2 separate regions of the Mus musculus genome follow, and region 1 is linked to region 2. The links are chromatin loops, found by intact Hi-C in ENCODE. Cell type or tissue: left cerebral cortex. All regions are shown on one strand. Links, peaks and the distances in the headings refer to the core of each region. The heading gives the core; the rest is flanking DNA.

The links. Peaks named below come from ENCODE experiments on the same cell type or tissue, not always from the same donor. Only the 100,000 strongest peaks of a DNase experiment are listed, where the experiment ranks them.
Region 1: a loop joins it to region 2, with 2.5 times the contacts of the local background. A loop is called at or near these places in 7 of 42 quality-filtered maps.

Annotation. Positions count from the first base shown.
Region 1 is chr6:41,553,258-41,560,648 of GRCm38, reverse strand. It overlaps Tcrb and Trbv31. Among named protein-coding and RNA genes, the nearest start is that of Prss2, 35 kb to the right of the region's middle. In left cerebral cortex, for the core only: a CTCF peak has its summit at 4,061 (motif pointing right); DNase peaks (open chromatin) are centred at 1,054, 2,150 and 4,028; H3K27ac peaks cover 508 bases.
Region 2 is chr6:41,190,977-41,198,367 of GRCm38, reverse strand. It overlaps Tcrb. Among named protein-coding and RNA genes, the nearest start is that of Try4, 110 kb to the left of the region's middle. In left cerebral cortex, for the core only: a CTCF peak has its summit at 3,710; a DNase peak (open chromatin) is centred at 3,708.

The sequences.
Region 1 (7,391 bases), core at 975-5,974, 360 kb before region 2:
ATTGGGGCTAAAGGTGGCCAGACCCTTCCCTTCCAAAGCTTTGCAGCTACAGAGCCCAGGGATTACATCCCTATCAACAGATGAATGCCTTGAATGACTGAATGAATCAGCAGCATTGCAGATGGTAATGGAGAAGGAAGAGAGCTTTTTTTTTCCCCTAAGACATCAGCCATATGGAAGGAGCTTCAAGCTAGAATTGTGATAATGATCAGGATTTAGGAGCCAGCTGGTATTTCTGATCTGACTGATGCGGCTCCTCTCCCCCACTCTGCTGTTTCACACCGAAGGAGGAAGATTGTGTTGTTTCTACACTTGGCAATGACACTGAGCCAGTGTGACCAATGGATTATATTAGGTATCATGGGCTAGGATGGCACCTAAACCTGCCAGCCTAAGGAAAATACGATATAGTCCCACTGAAAGCAAGAACAGTTATTTCACTTTTTCCTAATGCCACTGCCTACCTTCCCTCTTCTCTGTGCTTAGTTCTCACTTAAGGGCCTTCTAGGGAGTCCATCCCACTCCCTAAAAAATACTAATTCAGGAACAAAAAAGAAGAGTGGCATAAACAACAGAGGCAGTCAAAGACAGTATGTGTGTATGTTATCTTCAGTCCAGTCCCCCAAATCCTGGCTTGCATATATATTTCATCACGTTCTAGCAAAAGATTTATACAAACTGAGATTGAGCAATTTTCCAACAGCATTAGGTTCCTGCATTGCCCGTAGCTATTTTTCATCATACTTCTAAGTGTTTATTGCATGCGCACTGCACTGTGTGTATCACTTGCTTTCTCAGTAAAATAAATATTGTAAGAGGGTTAATTAGACTTAGAAAAGATGAAACAAACAAACAAAACACTCCCTCCATAAATGTGGGGCACTCCGGTGTAAGCAACTGGAAAGTGCTGCAACGGAAGCCATCAGAGTGAATAGCTCCAATTTTAACTCATGCTTCTGAAGCAAGAGCATCAGTAACAAATGCATTAGGTCACCAGACCCCGATGAAGTGATGAAGCACTTCAAACAGCTCATTTGCTTCAGGCTCAACCTCCCTGGCTGGCCACGCCTACTGCTGCCTTTTCCAGGTCCTCACTTTAAACCACTCTCCCACATCTAAGATTGAATAATTGGTTTATAAATGAATGCTTCAGAGAACAAAGAACCGCACAAGTGAGGTTCCAAGGGACCAGTTGGCTGTCCTCCAAGCATCTCAGGGTGCTATGCCTCATCTCAGTGGAATGAAGCTCTACCAACTACCCTTCAGATCTTCCCCCCTCTGCCCAGCATCATTACACTTCTTGTGTCTCTGGCATCTTCAGCTCTTACCTGCCAGATCTACCCCCTTGTGAATCCCTGCGTCTTGGCTGTTTGCTTGCGCTTTAAAGGCAATGTTTGTAAGAGTGCTTGCTGTGTATCGGGCAAAACATATCTTTGAGCCATTTGGCATTTGTTGGTGTTGTAGTCCTTCTTACTGGGTATTATTTGTCACATCTTAAACACGAGACAAGTAAGATTCAGAATTAACACAGGTTTTCTACACAGCAAGAGGAATGAACTACAGTATTGACCTGGTCCCATCTAATTGTGAGGCCTTGTAATATGTTGTTTAAGTAAAGGAACAAATAAAATAGATCTAGATGGGCCTTAGTAGGCACATGGAACACAGGCCAGCTTTGATTCCTTTAGTAATTAATTCTGCCTGTCTGGGTCTCTAGTCCTACCTACCAAGGTTGAAGAGGATGTGCACTTCTCCTGTTGGATGACATAACAGGTTCCTTTACTCAGAACTACACTCTTCTCCTTTGAAAACTCCAGAGACCTAAATCTCTTGAGCTGTTATCTGCCTTCATGTCTTTCCTTTCAAACAGTGTAGGTGACATATCTTGGCACTGACTAAAATAAAATCCCCTTTTGTTATTTTACTAGCAATAGTTGCTCTGATGGTCAAAGACACCAGGATGTCTCCAGGAGTACCTAGAGTGTTGCCCCTTGTTTGCCCATAAATAACGAATCATTAACTATATTTACATACCAGAACATCAGGCAGGAGTGTAATAATGCTAACAAGCGCAGAGCACAGCTGGTTCCCAGGGAGGGTGGGGATGATTCACCACCTGCTTAAGAAAGCCCAGCCTCATTTCCTCCCCAGCTCAAGGGGATCTAAACTTCCACTCTGGCAGCCAGTCTTGAGGTAGGAGGGGCCTGTGCATCTCTGGCTTAGAAAAGGAAGTACAAGTGCAGAGTAGACAAGCCTAGACAAAGACCATCTTGAACTATGCTGTACTCTCTCCTTGCCTTTCTCCTGGGCATGTTCTTGGGTGGGTGCATTCCCCTGTTGAAAACCTACTTTCAAATTGTTGCTTCCATCTCTCCACCTGTTAAAGGTGTAGATTCTTTGGTACTGGCTTGCCTCTCTTGACCACAGTCCTCCAATTACTGAGATATGGGCATTTCACACTCTTTCAGTATTGACTCTCAGTTTTGTATCTTTTAGAAAGGATTTGTCTCCCCTTGCCCTGTAACATTTTTCATCCCTGGCTCTTCTAGTATACTCCCTGAGACTGATTACATGTAACCCCTTCAGAGGGAAGGCAAGCAAGCTGGTGTGTGTGTATGTGTAGAGGTGTGTGTTTCTACTCTAAATGACTCTATTTCTTTACAGGTGTTAGTGCTCAGACTATCCATCAATGGCCAGTTGCCGAGATCAAGGCTGTGGGCAGCCCACTGTCTCTGGGGTGTACCATAAAGGGGAAATCAAGCCCTAACCTCTACTGGTACTGGCAGGCCACAGGAGGCACCCTCCAGCAACTCTTCTACTCTATTACTGTTGGCCAGGTAGAGTCGGTGGTGCAACTGAACCTCTCAGCTTCCAGGCCGAAGGACGACCAATTCATCCTAAGCACGGAGAAGCTGCTTCTCAGCCACTCTGGCTTCTACCTCTGTGCCTGGAGTCTCACACTGAGTAGGGTGGGGCAGACATCTGTGCAAAAACCACACCCTCTCTTTAGTCCTTCCTCCCTCACTAGGAACCCTCACTAGGGATGGGTGGAGGGGGTTTGCCACTGAATTTCTGGCTGATAGTCAAGTTGAAGTCTGGAAAACAACATGATTCAAGTCAGAAGTCACCAAAGACATTTATTAAACTCGTTATCAGTGACTCACATATGCAGAACCTGTGAGTTGCCTACACACAGTAAAATTTCCAGTTTGTAGTATCCAGTAGTAGGATATTGTATACCCGTCCTTAAACCAGGCTACTCTTGTCTAAACACTCTATACTTGTTCTACATTACTATTGAGGTACGCTGGGCATGCTCATGGATATATGTGGCAGAGAGAAGTGGGATATACCTGTATCTGTATCTGATACCAGGTAGGAGAATCTTATGTAACTCAATTAGTTAATTTCACCTCTGGGAGTATCTCCATCATTCATCTTTCTGCTGAGGTTAGAAAGTTTATAAAGGCTGATACTCAAGACATCAATCAAGGAGGAACAAGATGTCATTAGATAGCTATGCAAGATAGAATTTAATATAGAAAAGTTCTTAGCATTTTGTCTAAGATCAAATGTAAAAGTTAATATGGAAAATGTTCATTCAGGAATTTTTACTGCTGCTTGCGTCCTGTTGCTTGTTTGTTTGTTTGTTTGTTTTGTTTGACACAAATTTCTACTATGTAGTCTGCACTTGCCTCAATTTTGAAGCAATCCCCCTGCCTCATCCAAACAAGCATGTGTTACCAGGTCTGATAGTGGTTGTATTGTCATTTATACTTCCCAGTTTAAACTTCTGTCTCTCCTCTACTCTTCTGTAGCAAAACAGACAAACAGATGGTAGCATAAGAAACACAGGAGACTGAGGGTAAAGAGGAGGAGTGTGTGTGTGACAGAAAGGTTAAAATGGAATAGTGACTAGGATGGAAATGAAGAAGAGGAAGAGACTGATGTGAATGGTTGGAAAGGGATGTACTGGTTACCTTGGCAACTGAGATTTCTTTAGCCCTCACTCCTCTCTAGATCATATTCCCAAAAGGGAATTTCCCCCAATGTCTCTTTTCTTCCACAAGAGGGCACAAGAAGTCTTAAAATCCTCTGTTCCTGGCACCAAACACTATCTAGAGTGATTCTGATGTATCACTGATGTATTTTCAATCTCATTTAATTAATATACAAAGGAAAAATCAAAACAGAGACACTGAGTGATCAACAACATACTTGACAATGTCCAAATGTCTCTATCACACTTGATGAATAGGTGTAAAGTAGCCAGGATACAGAGAGCCATCATAAAGATCAAAACAATGAAGTATATTAAAGATGGTACCAGGCAAAGCTACAAGTAAAACATTTGACTTCAAGTCTAGATTTCCTAGTTTCTAAGACCTGAGGGCAGTTATGTAGTTTTTCTAGATTTCATTTTTTTTTCACCAGCAAATGTTATCTGTATGCATTGTTAGATATTGAAGGAGATCATATTTTGCAAGTACTATTACAAAGTCTAACTTTTGGCAGGTGTCCTTTTCCTCCCTGGAAGCTTACAAAGTACTTTGACTGTAGCTCCTCCAAATTGTCTCATTTAAAAATATTTAAACAGAAAATATGTCACAAACATGACAATGCTTATGTGGCAAACCGATGCCAATTTTCTCATGTGCTGTCTGCTCTGAATTCATCCTAGAACATTCCTGTTGGAACTCTGTGCAATCTCAGGGTCTGTCTTCAAGGAGAAACACTGTGTGTGTGTGTGTGTGTGTGTGTGTGTGTGTGTGTGTGTACATTAAAAGGAGAAACGATTTTTAGCTAGATTTAATACAATTAAGTTCCAAATGAGAGGATTGTTTGAATAGAAACACAGAAATCTCAGCGTCTTTAAAGTCTTGGAAACAGCAAATGAGAAAAAGAAAATCCTAGTGATGGCTAAGGATAATGTAGCACACAAGAAGAGGCTGTTTAAGGAGAGTCCTGAAAACCATGTATACACACTAGAGCAAGTCATTATCCTGCATTTAGTTATCTGCCTCTATTTATGCATAAAGATTCTGCTGCCATAACTGTTTCAATTGTACCCAAAGGTCAAAACCTCAGTCATTATAACTAGGGAAAACAGGAAAACACTTCAGGATGGCATATCCTAATAGTAGGTGCTACCTGCTGCCAACATCAATGTCATGGTTCCTGGTTAAATGTGGCTTCTTTTCTAGGAGATCTGTAAGGATGCTGATTTTGACTTTGACTTTATAAATGTGTCACAATAACTATCCCTAAGGATATCATTGCCTGATTTTCACACACAGGCTGCTGAGGACCACAGAAGTTAGAGAAACTCCCCTCAAGGATCTAAGCCATAATGGGATTGACTGGGGCCCCTTGACTGCTTCTAGAAGGTAGAAAAAGGCCCAGCCTTAGGAAGGCTGGGCTACTTCATATGATTTTTTAAAGATTATATGATTTAGTTGAGTGTGTGATGGATAGAGCAGGATTGGCTTGTATATTTTGCGAGTTCCCACTTCCTCATTTGAGAGTTTCTGGAGGTCTGGTTTTCCATTCTTTCCTGTGTTGTGTGTAGACGTTTCCCTCATCTTACCCACATGAGGCAGGAAATACAAAGCACATTCACTTTACAGCCCTTACTCACAGAGGATACACCCCAGCGAAAGCCAGCCAATGAATGCAGGACAGACAGACCATCTATTTTTCATTCGGTTTATTATTTAGACTCTGTTCCTGTGACTCATTACATGAATGGGCTCTCATTACATTAGTTGAAGGAAATGGAGGATACTTGTGAAGAGAGGGTGACTGGAGTTGGGGTTAAGTGGAAAGAGAAGTGGGAAGAGCGGTGATGTGGGAGCCATGGGAACCCTAATGAGGTCAGAGCTGTTATTGCACCTGTCTCCATGGTGCATACTGAAGGCTTCTGTTTCCTGTGTGACTTCTAACAGATGTAAGATAGTTTAGATGGGGGGCTTGAGATGAGATATATGGGTTCCCCTTTAGAGACCCTCCTCTTGGTTGTTCTCACTGTCACGGTGATAGCTAGAGGCTGAGGTAGAAAGGGCTGCATGAGAAGGGTTTGAAGACAGGATGTGGCAAGTGTGGTTCCCAAAATGCTCAGAATGTGAGTGAGTGGGGGAGCATTCACAGGCACCCCAGATGTAGGACCTGGTAAATGTCAAACCACATCCTGTTGTGACTCCTGGAGATGGAGCTATGGCAGGTGGCCATTCTTACTTGGTGCTGATGTTACTTACAGATAAACAGCCAGACCTGGGGTGAGATGCTTCCACCCCTTCCCCCATTGTCTTCAGGAACCGAAAAGTCCCAGGAATGCATCTCTTCACTTGCTGATGTTTGATGAAAAACAGTTCTTCTTAAGATTATTTTTTTTATCATGTTCCTATATCTCTTTGCTGGAATCGGTCAGGGAAACAAGTATTAAGGGTCCTACTGTGCCTGGTTAACTATGGGACTCAAGATCAGCACTGTCCCTTTGCAGGTCAGATGCCTTGTAAGATATATCACAATGTGTGTGTCTGGAGCTGGGAAGGACTTAGATTTCCCCACTTACCATTCTGTCAGTGCTACAAGGCCTGCAGAATTTTCATCAACAAACCACTAAGTAGGGTCTGAGGCTCCTTATGGAGCACCTTGGTTCACAGGAATTGAAGGGATCTGGAAAGCTGGAGATGGTAAATGCATTCTGCAGCTGGGGAGAGAGGAGGGGGAAGAACTGATTCTCTGAGTTTTAGCAGATCCTGGACTCCAGGCAGAGTTTGGAGAACATGTGCTCCATATCGAGCTGAGATCTTGCTGTGATTTTGTGAATCACTTGTATAAGATTAAATAAGGCGACATGATCCCATCTGAGAGAGTGTGAGGATAGAGGGATAAATATAATGGACTACAGAATTAGAATCTTGTTGAGACTTGGTAAGTTTGGAAGAAGCACTAAAGAAATAAATGCAAGAGAACCGAAGTACATTTTGGTCTCCTGCACATCCTCACAGATAGAAAAGCAACAATTTGCACACACAGAGGGGGTACATGGCTCAGATGCAGCACATGTGTGAAAGAACTAGAGTTTTGAGTCCCAAGTGATCTCTGAGTCAACGGCAGGATGTAGACATACAAAGGTAAAAAGTCGCCCCACCCAAATGATACCTAACACATCAAAAACAAGGGGTATAACTAACTCCCTCTTTACTCTATGTAGGTCAGAACCCACCTGGTGCTGAGTTTTTTTTTTTTCTGAATACAGTGCTTTCAGAATGATAGAAGGATAAAAGTGAGCTGAAATGTTTTTATAAGAAAGTAACTGATCCACTAGGAGAAAGAAATGCTCAGAACTGTACATTTGAGGGAATGAGAGAGAGAGAGAGAGAGAGAGA
Region 2 (7,391 bases), core at 1,080-6,079:
TCCAAGGTTCGGAGTGCCAAAAGCAATAGTGTCAGATAATGGTCCTGCCTTTGTTGCCCAGGTAAGTCAGGGTGTGGCCAAGTATTTAGAGGTCAAATAAAAATTCCATTGTGTGTACAGACCTCAGAGCTCAGGAAAGATAAAAAAGAATAAATAAAACTCTAAACAGACCTTGACAAAATTAATCCTAGAGACTGGCACAGACTTACTTGGTGCCCCTTCCCCTTGCCCTATTTAAAACTGAGAATACTCACTCTTGATTCGGTTTTACTCTTTTTAAGATCCTTTATGGGGCTCCTATGCCCATCACTGTCTTAAATAATGTGTTTAAACCTATGTTGTTATAATAATGATCTGTATACTGTTAAAAGGCTTACAGGTGGTGCAGAAAAAAGTCTGGTCACAACTGGCTACAGTGAACGAGCTGGGTACCCCAAGGACATCTTACCAGTTCCAGCCAGAGATCTGATCTACGTACACCTGCGTCATGCTGAGACCCTCAAGCCTCACTAAAAGGGTCCCTGCCTAGTTCTGTTTACTAATCCGCCTTATTCTGTTTTTGTTCCCATGTTAAAGATAGAGTAAATGCAGTATTCTCCACATAGAGATATAGACTTCTGAAATTCTAAGATTAGAATTACTTACAAGAAGAAGTGGGGAATGAAGAATGAAAAATTACTGGCCTCTTGTGAGAACATGAACTTTCACCTCGGAGCCCACCCCCTCCCATCTGGAAAACATACTTGAGAAAAACATTTTCTGGAACAACCACAGAATGTTTCAACAGGCCAGATGTATTGCCAATCACAGGATATGACTCTTTGGTTGAGTAAACTTGTGGTTGTTAAACTTCCCCTATTCCCTCCCCATTCCCCCTCCCAGTTTGTGGTTTTTTCCTTTAAAAGCTTGTGAAAAATTTGAGTCGTCGTCGAGACTCCTCTACCCTGTGCAAAGGTGTATGAGTTTCGACCCCAGAGCTCTGTGTGCTTTCATGTTGCTGCTTTATTTCGACCCCAGAGCTCTGGTCTGTGTGCTTTCATGTTGCTACTTTATTAAATCTTGCCTTCTACATTTTATGTATGGTCTCAGTGTCTTCTTGGGTACGCGGCTGTCCCGGGACTTGAGTGTCTGAGTGAGGGTCTCCCCTCGAGGGTCTTTCATTTGGCCGGGAATTCGAAAATCTTTCATTTGGTGCATTGGCCGGGAATTCGAGAATCTTTCAGACTTAAACAGTGAGCTGAAGAGATAGATTATGGCTGAGAAGTTTTGAGTCTATAATGGTCTTAGATTTCACCACACTCAGTTATGTGCAGATAGTAAACTTGTCATTTATTTGTTTTCATTGTGGTTTTTAATACTTACATATGAATATTGAATTATGTCATGCAATGTTATATGCCACTTAAATTTGTCTCAAAAGAGTTATCCTATTTGTATATTTGTATAGTCTAGGATGTTATTTTCTGTTTGGATTCATTTCGGTATGAACAATCGTAGTCAATTCATTCCCATTCATACTTAGCATCCTATTATACTCATTTGTTGAAGGTCATTAACCATTCTTGATAATTTCATCAAAGTAGAATCTTTACTACTACAAACAATATTTTACATGTCTTGTACATGGCTCTGGACTGTACATATGGCAAGATTTCCTCTCACTGTAGAAATATACACACAGCCACATTAACTTTACACAGCATGACAAAATCCTTGCTGGATTAACTGAGTCAAATAATTATCCCAGTACTTTATGAGTGTGTTTAATGAGCCACATCCCTGGCTTAACTGATGTTCAGTAGTTCTCTAATTTTGTCTATTAAACTAAAGTTTTGCCACATGGTAAAATAAAATTTTAATTTTTATTTGTGTCTGACAAAGAGATTGATATCTTTTACATTCATAGGCTACTTGTCTGTCCTAGAAGTGGCCCTTTGTCCCTTAGGTTTTGGCTGATTAGCTTTTTCACTCATGGTATTTTTGTATCTCCTGCATATTACTCCTTTTGGTGGTCTTGCTATTCTTTCCAAGTCATGATTTGCATTTATACTCTCTTTGAAATGATTTTTGTTCTTTATATGCCCCAGTACAGGGGAACACCAGGGCCAAAAAATGGGAGTGGGTGGGTAGGGGAGTGGGTGGGAGGATATGGGGGACTTTTGGGATAGCATTGGAAATGTAAATGAGGAAAATACCTAATAAAAAGTATAAAAAAAAGAAATGATTTTTGTTACAGTTTTCATTTGTTGAAATTACATTTTTTTTAATTATACACACGCTTGTATTATTTACAAGAGATTCTCCAAATTCAACCTCATGATTATCTACCAAGGTACTTAACATTTTGAGTATACATTTAAGCACTTAATCCATTTGTAATGTATTTTGTTTTATGCCCATGAAGAAAGGTTTAAATTTATCATTTCTTGTAGGCTAAACCACTTGTTCTAGATTAGTTCATAGTATACCACAACACTCTCTTTTTTATCTGCAGTGACATTTCTATTACATATTAAATTCATCTATAAATGCCTATTTTGTTATTTGACTATTTCCATTTGCTATATATTGAAAATAATTTTCAAAGCACAGGGCAAATTACTTTGCTTTATAGTTTTTCAATGTTATCTTACCTATACTCCTCTTTTATCCACTTAAATTTTAGTTTTCTCCAATTTTTACAAAAGAGAGCTTCCTTTTGTGACTGTACTTAGTGTTGTCCTAAACACTTAAATGATTATGCTAAGGGTGGGAAATCTCACTATCGGGCTCATTTATTTGTGACCACACTGTACATTTCCACTTATTTCAGACTTCTGAAATGTATTTTTCTGTAATCTAAGTAATTTCTTGTATTAAAATCTTGCTTATTTTCTAGTGTATTTGTTCCTGGTCCCATATGCCCTTCCTTTTTTTTTTTTTTTGGTTTTTCGAGACAGAGTTTCTTTGTATAGCCCTGGCTGTCCTGGAACTCACTCTGTAGACCAGGCCAGCCTCGAACTCAGAAATTCGCCTGCCTCTGCCTCCCAAGTACTGGGATTAAAAGCATGTGCCACCATGCCCTGCCCTTGCCTCTTTTTAAAAAATTAATTGTTGTATATTTCTAAGGTGTCTCTATCTGTATAATCTTACAAAATGTTCCAATTTAAACCGTTTGTTATTATATACTAAGAGTTTTGTGTGTATAAATAAAACAGGCCCTTTATGTCTGTGTTATAGCCAGTAAATGTACTGAAGTTAGCTGTTAGTGGTGCAGTGTTTCTCTGGGTGTATGTGGTGTGTGTGTGTGTGTGTGTGTGTCTGTCTGTCTGTCTGTCTGTCTGTCTGTTTAAACTTCATCTCCCACTAATTCTTTCCTTTATCTCCTTTTTCATGGTCACCTTTCTTCTTGTTACACTAACTGCATAATCAGAAGAATGTTTAATAGAAGGTTTGGATGGTGTTGATCAATTACTTAATTATTGACCAAATATTGATCATATATGACTAGAACAAATAATTTCAGGTTTTGCATCTGTAGTAGATGTTCTGGGGATAGCAAAATCTAATATTTTATTCCACTAACTTCTCAGATATCTCAGCTTACTCTTTTGATCCATCTCCCCTGGAGCATCCAAGCAGTCTGACAAATCTTTCCAAGTGAGGCTTTGTATGAGCTCTGTAAGTCAAGCCACACTGAGTATTTTACAGAAAATCCTACATCGCCTCCTAGTGTTCAGAATAGCAAATTCATCTATATCAGCTCTTTTTATTGACCCTTTGTGACAGGGACATGTTTTTCCTATACTATACTAAATAACACAAATGCATGCCTCTCCTACTAGCCATTTTCTGATGCCTGATGAGTACATTGGAATGATTTCAACATATTCCTAGGATCTGCACTCCATGAATCCTAACATAACTCCAGATCTTCTTCCCATGATTCCCTAATTCGTCTACCTGCAATAGTCATTTCCAAACCTCCTGTTTATATATTGATACTCATGCCTAATCAGTTCTGAAGTTTTTAGATCCATCTTTTTAAACATGTCCTAAACATCTTTTTAAACTCATTTTCTCATATTTTGAATAATAAAATTATTATCTGAGTCAGCTTCATTACTGGCCCCTTTCTAGTCATTAATTATGACAATTTCTTTCCTGAACAGTTTTTCAAAAGCTCTTTCATCTTTCTTAAAGTTCTTTTTGCTTTCATTATCCCCACTCCCACTTAATATATTTGGCTCATATCAATATAAACCAGTAATTCACAGTAATTACAATTTTTTTCTCATAACTTTTGTTAAAAAGAAAATAACTAGAGCAATTCTTTTGGGCATGAATTACATGTACAATGTCAAGCACTTCAGATATTCCAGGGCCACCTGTAAAAACTTAATCACATCAATTTTTGTTAAAAACAAGATAATTTTTAACTAGAGTGTAAATTACTGATAAAAATACATTAAATATTTATGGGTATTCAGAATAGATATTAGTCAATCAAAATAGAATTCTAGGGGTGGTATCTGTGGCTAGCAATTGTGAAGTAGCCAATCAAATGAAGACACCTGAGATCTGTGTGCTATAGCAATTGGGTGAAAGTTCCATAAACTGTGCCAAAGAGTGTTGTTGTGTGGCACTGAATGGCAATGCCAGTTAACCTCATGTGCATAAAAGAGGTGTTGAATAAGAAATGGAACCTTAGAATAAAAGTATGTTGTTCATGGCCAAGGGAATTGCTCTGGTTAGTTTTTGTGAACTTGACACAATTATAGTTACCCAAGAAGAAACCTTAACTGAGGAATTACCTCCATCACCCTGGCCTATGGAAGTGGACACATATATAGAACATTTTAAAACAGATATTGGAGGGTAGTGCTATTCATGGGCAGGTAGTCCTGGATCATTTAAGAAAACAAATGAAGCAAGCCAGCAGGCAGCATTCCTTCTTGGTTTCTGTTTTAGTCTCTGTCTTTAGGTTTCTGCATGAGTTCTTGTCCTGACTTCCTTCATGGTTGGACCCTGTGTCTGCCAAATAAGCCATCTCCTCCCCAACTTGGTTTTGGTCAGTATTTTAGCACAGCAACGGAAAGCAAATCAGGACAGAAAGGAAGGTCCTAAAGCACATAGCATCTCCTGAAATTCCCCTGTAGCATCTCCATTACAAGATAGCCCAGTGCATGGTTCTCTCTCTCTCTCTCTCTCTCTCTCTCTCTCTCTCTCTCTCTCTCTCTCTCGATGTGGTGTGTGTGTGTGTGTGTGTGTGTGTGTGTGTGTGTGTGTGTGTACATCTGGGTCTCTTCCCAGCTTAAGCGGGGACTATGAGCCATGTCTGGGTCCATGGCTATGCAGCTGCAGGGGTCAGTATGTTTTGCAGGCCATGCCCCTCATTAGATGAGGTGGTTTGGAGAGCTGGCCCTACCTCTCACCACTGGCAACACTCAGGAAAGTGAGCCTTGTGCTTCTCCCAGATAGCACAGAGGAGCTAGCTCTTGGGGTGGGGGTGGGGGTGAGCCAGCCTCAAGGTTATTAGTGTGGAAAAACTAACCCCAATCTCATCTACCACGGGGTGATACAAGTGCAGCCCCTCACCACCTGCGGTCATGAGTTCAGAAGAGCTATCCCTGCTCCTCACCAGTGCAGCATTTGGAAGAGCAGGCTCTTCGCCTTGCCTTGCCTGGACACCACAGCAGAGCTGGCTTTGATGATGGGAGTGCAGGTGAGCAGCCCTGAGAGTGGGAGCATGGGAGAGCTGTCCCTGCCACTTGTATGCTGTGAGGTGATATGGGTTGCAAGGGTGTCTTCTTTCTTACCACTTGCTGCAGTCAGGAGAACTGGCCCCGAGGTTATGAGAGCTAGTGCTCTGGCCGGCCATGACCCTCTCCAGCTGCAGCACTAAGGAGATAAAGCCCTGCACCTCCTCCAGGTAGCACAGTAGATCTGGCCCTGGTACAAGGGGCACATGACAGATGCCTCAGAGGAAGAGAGCCTGAGAGAGTTTGTCTTACCACTCATCTAGCATGAGGTGATGAGGTGACAACGTGATGCCCTCCTGCGTCCCCTACCACCACCACTACCCGCAGCAGCAGCAAGAGCTGGTCCTAGGGTCATGAGAAGGGGAGCTAGCCCTGCCTCCTCACTGGTTGTAGCACTTGGGAGAGTAGACTGCACCTCACCTAGCCAACACAATAGAACTGATCCTGATGGTGAAGGCACAATGTAACCTGCCAGGAGGGTGTGAGAGCAGAATAGTTGATCCTGCCTCCTGACAATGGTGGCTTTGCATGGCCTACACAGAGCAGTGCTGGAGAGATTGCCATGATAGTGCAGACAAGGGAAAGCAGGCATGCTGACAAGCTCAGCTGCCACACAGGCCCAGATCCAGAGCTCTGAATTGGACCACCTCAAAGTCTATATCACCTGCAAATGATTGAGATATGTGAAGGGGCCAGTCCTGCTGATCCAGGGCTGTAGGGTCTCCATGGCAACAGGATAATCCAAGGAGTCTTGGAGAGGATAAAATATTAATGGTGTTACAGAAGCCAGAGTTCTTGGTCCAGAGAAACAACTCATTGCAATGATCATTTGCAAGCAGAGAAGTATAGACCAAAGGATATACTGTGGGACACACTGTAACATAGTACAGCTTCCACTATGAGATGTTTTCAGTGCTTTGTTGTTGCTGCTTGTGTGTGTGTGTGTGTGTGTGTGTGTGTGTGTGTGTGTGTGTGTTATTTTGCAGGAGAAGTTGCAAGGGTGAAAGGGGGATATGAAGGTGGGACTGAGGTTCAGGATATGACACAAGAAATCAATAAAAAGTTTTTTTTAAAAAAACACTTGCTCATTAATGGAGCTCATTAACTATCATAATGTTATTAAGATAGTTTCTATGAGCCTCCTTCAGGAAATTCAAGAACACAAAACCAAACTGTATTATATTCAAAGGTATTGCCATACTCCTCAGCAATGCACAGGAGCAGCAGACTGTGTCTCCAGTCACCAGCTGGAGTGGGCAGCAGGTCTGAACACAGTGGCTCTCTGTAGTGATAGACTTAAATAGCTGTCAGATCATTGTATTTAAGGGAAATAAATTACTCCGGGCAATAGCCCTGTTACCATGGTCTCACCATACTTCAGACATATTTTCTAAAGGTCCATGTCATTGGTGCTATTTGATATTGAGAAGTACTACACTAGTGATTTTATCAAGGCAGAAACAACTGGAAAAAAAAATAAAAGCAGAAGCAACTGGAAAAACAGAAGCAGAAGCAATTGAGTTCTTAGTTTCAGAGTTAATAAGCATAATCCAAAATAACTGAACCTTTTGTGTTATCTAAGCATCAGGAGCAAAACAGAGTCAATGTGTAAATGTCACATGGCTCCATTTTCATTGCAGAATTTTCCTG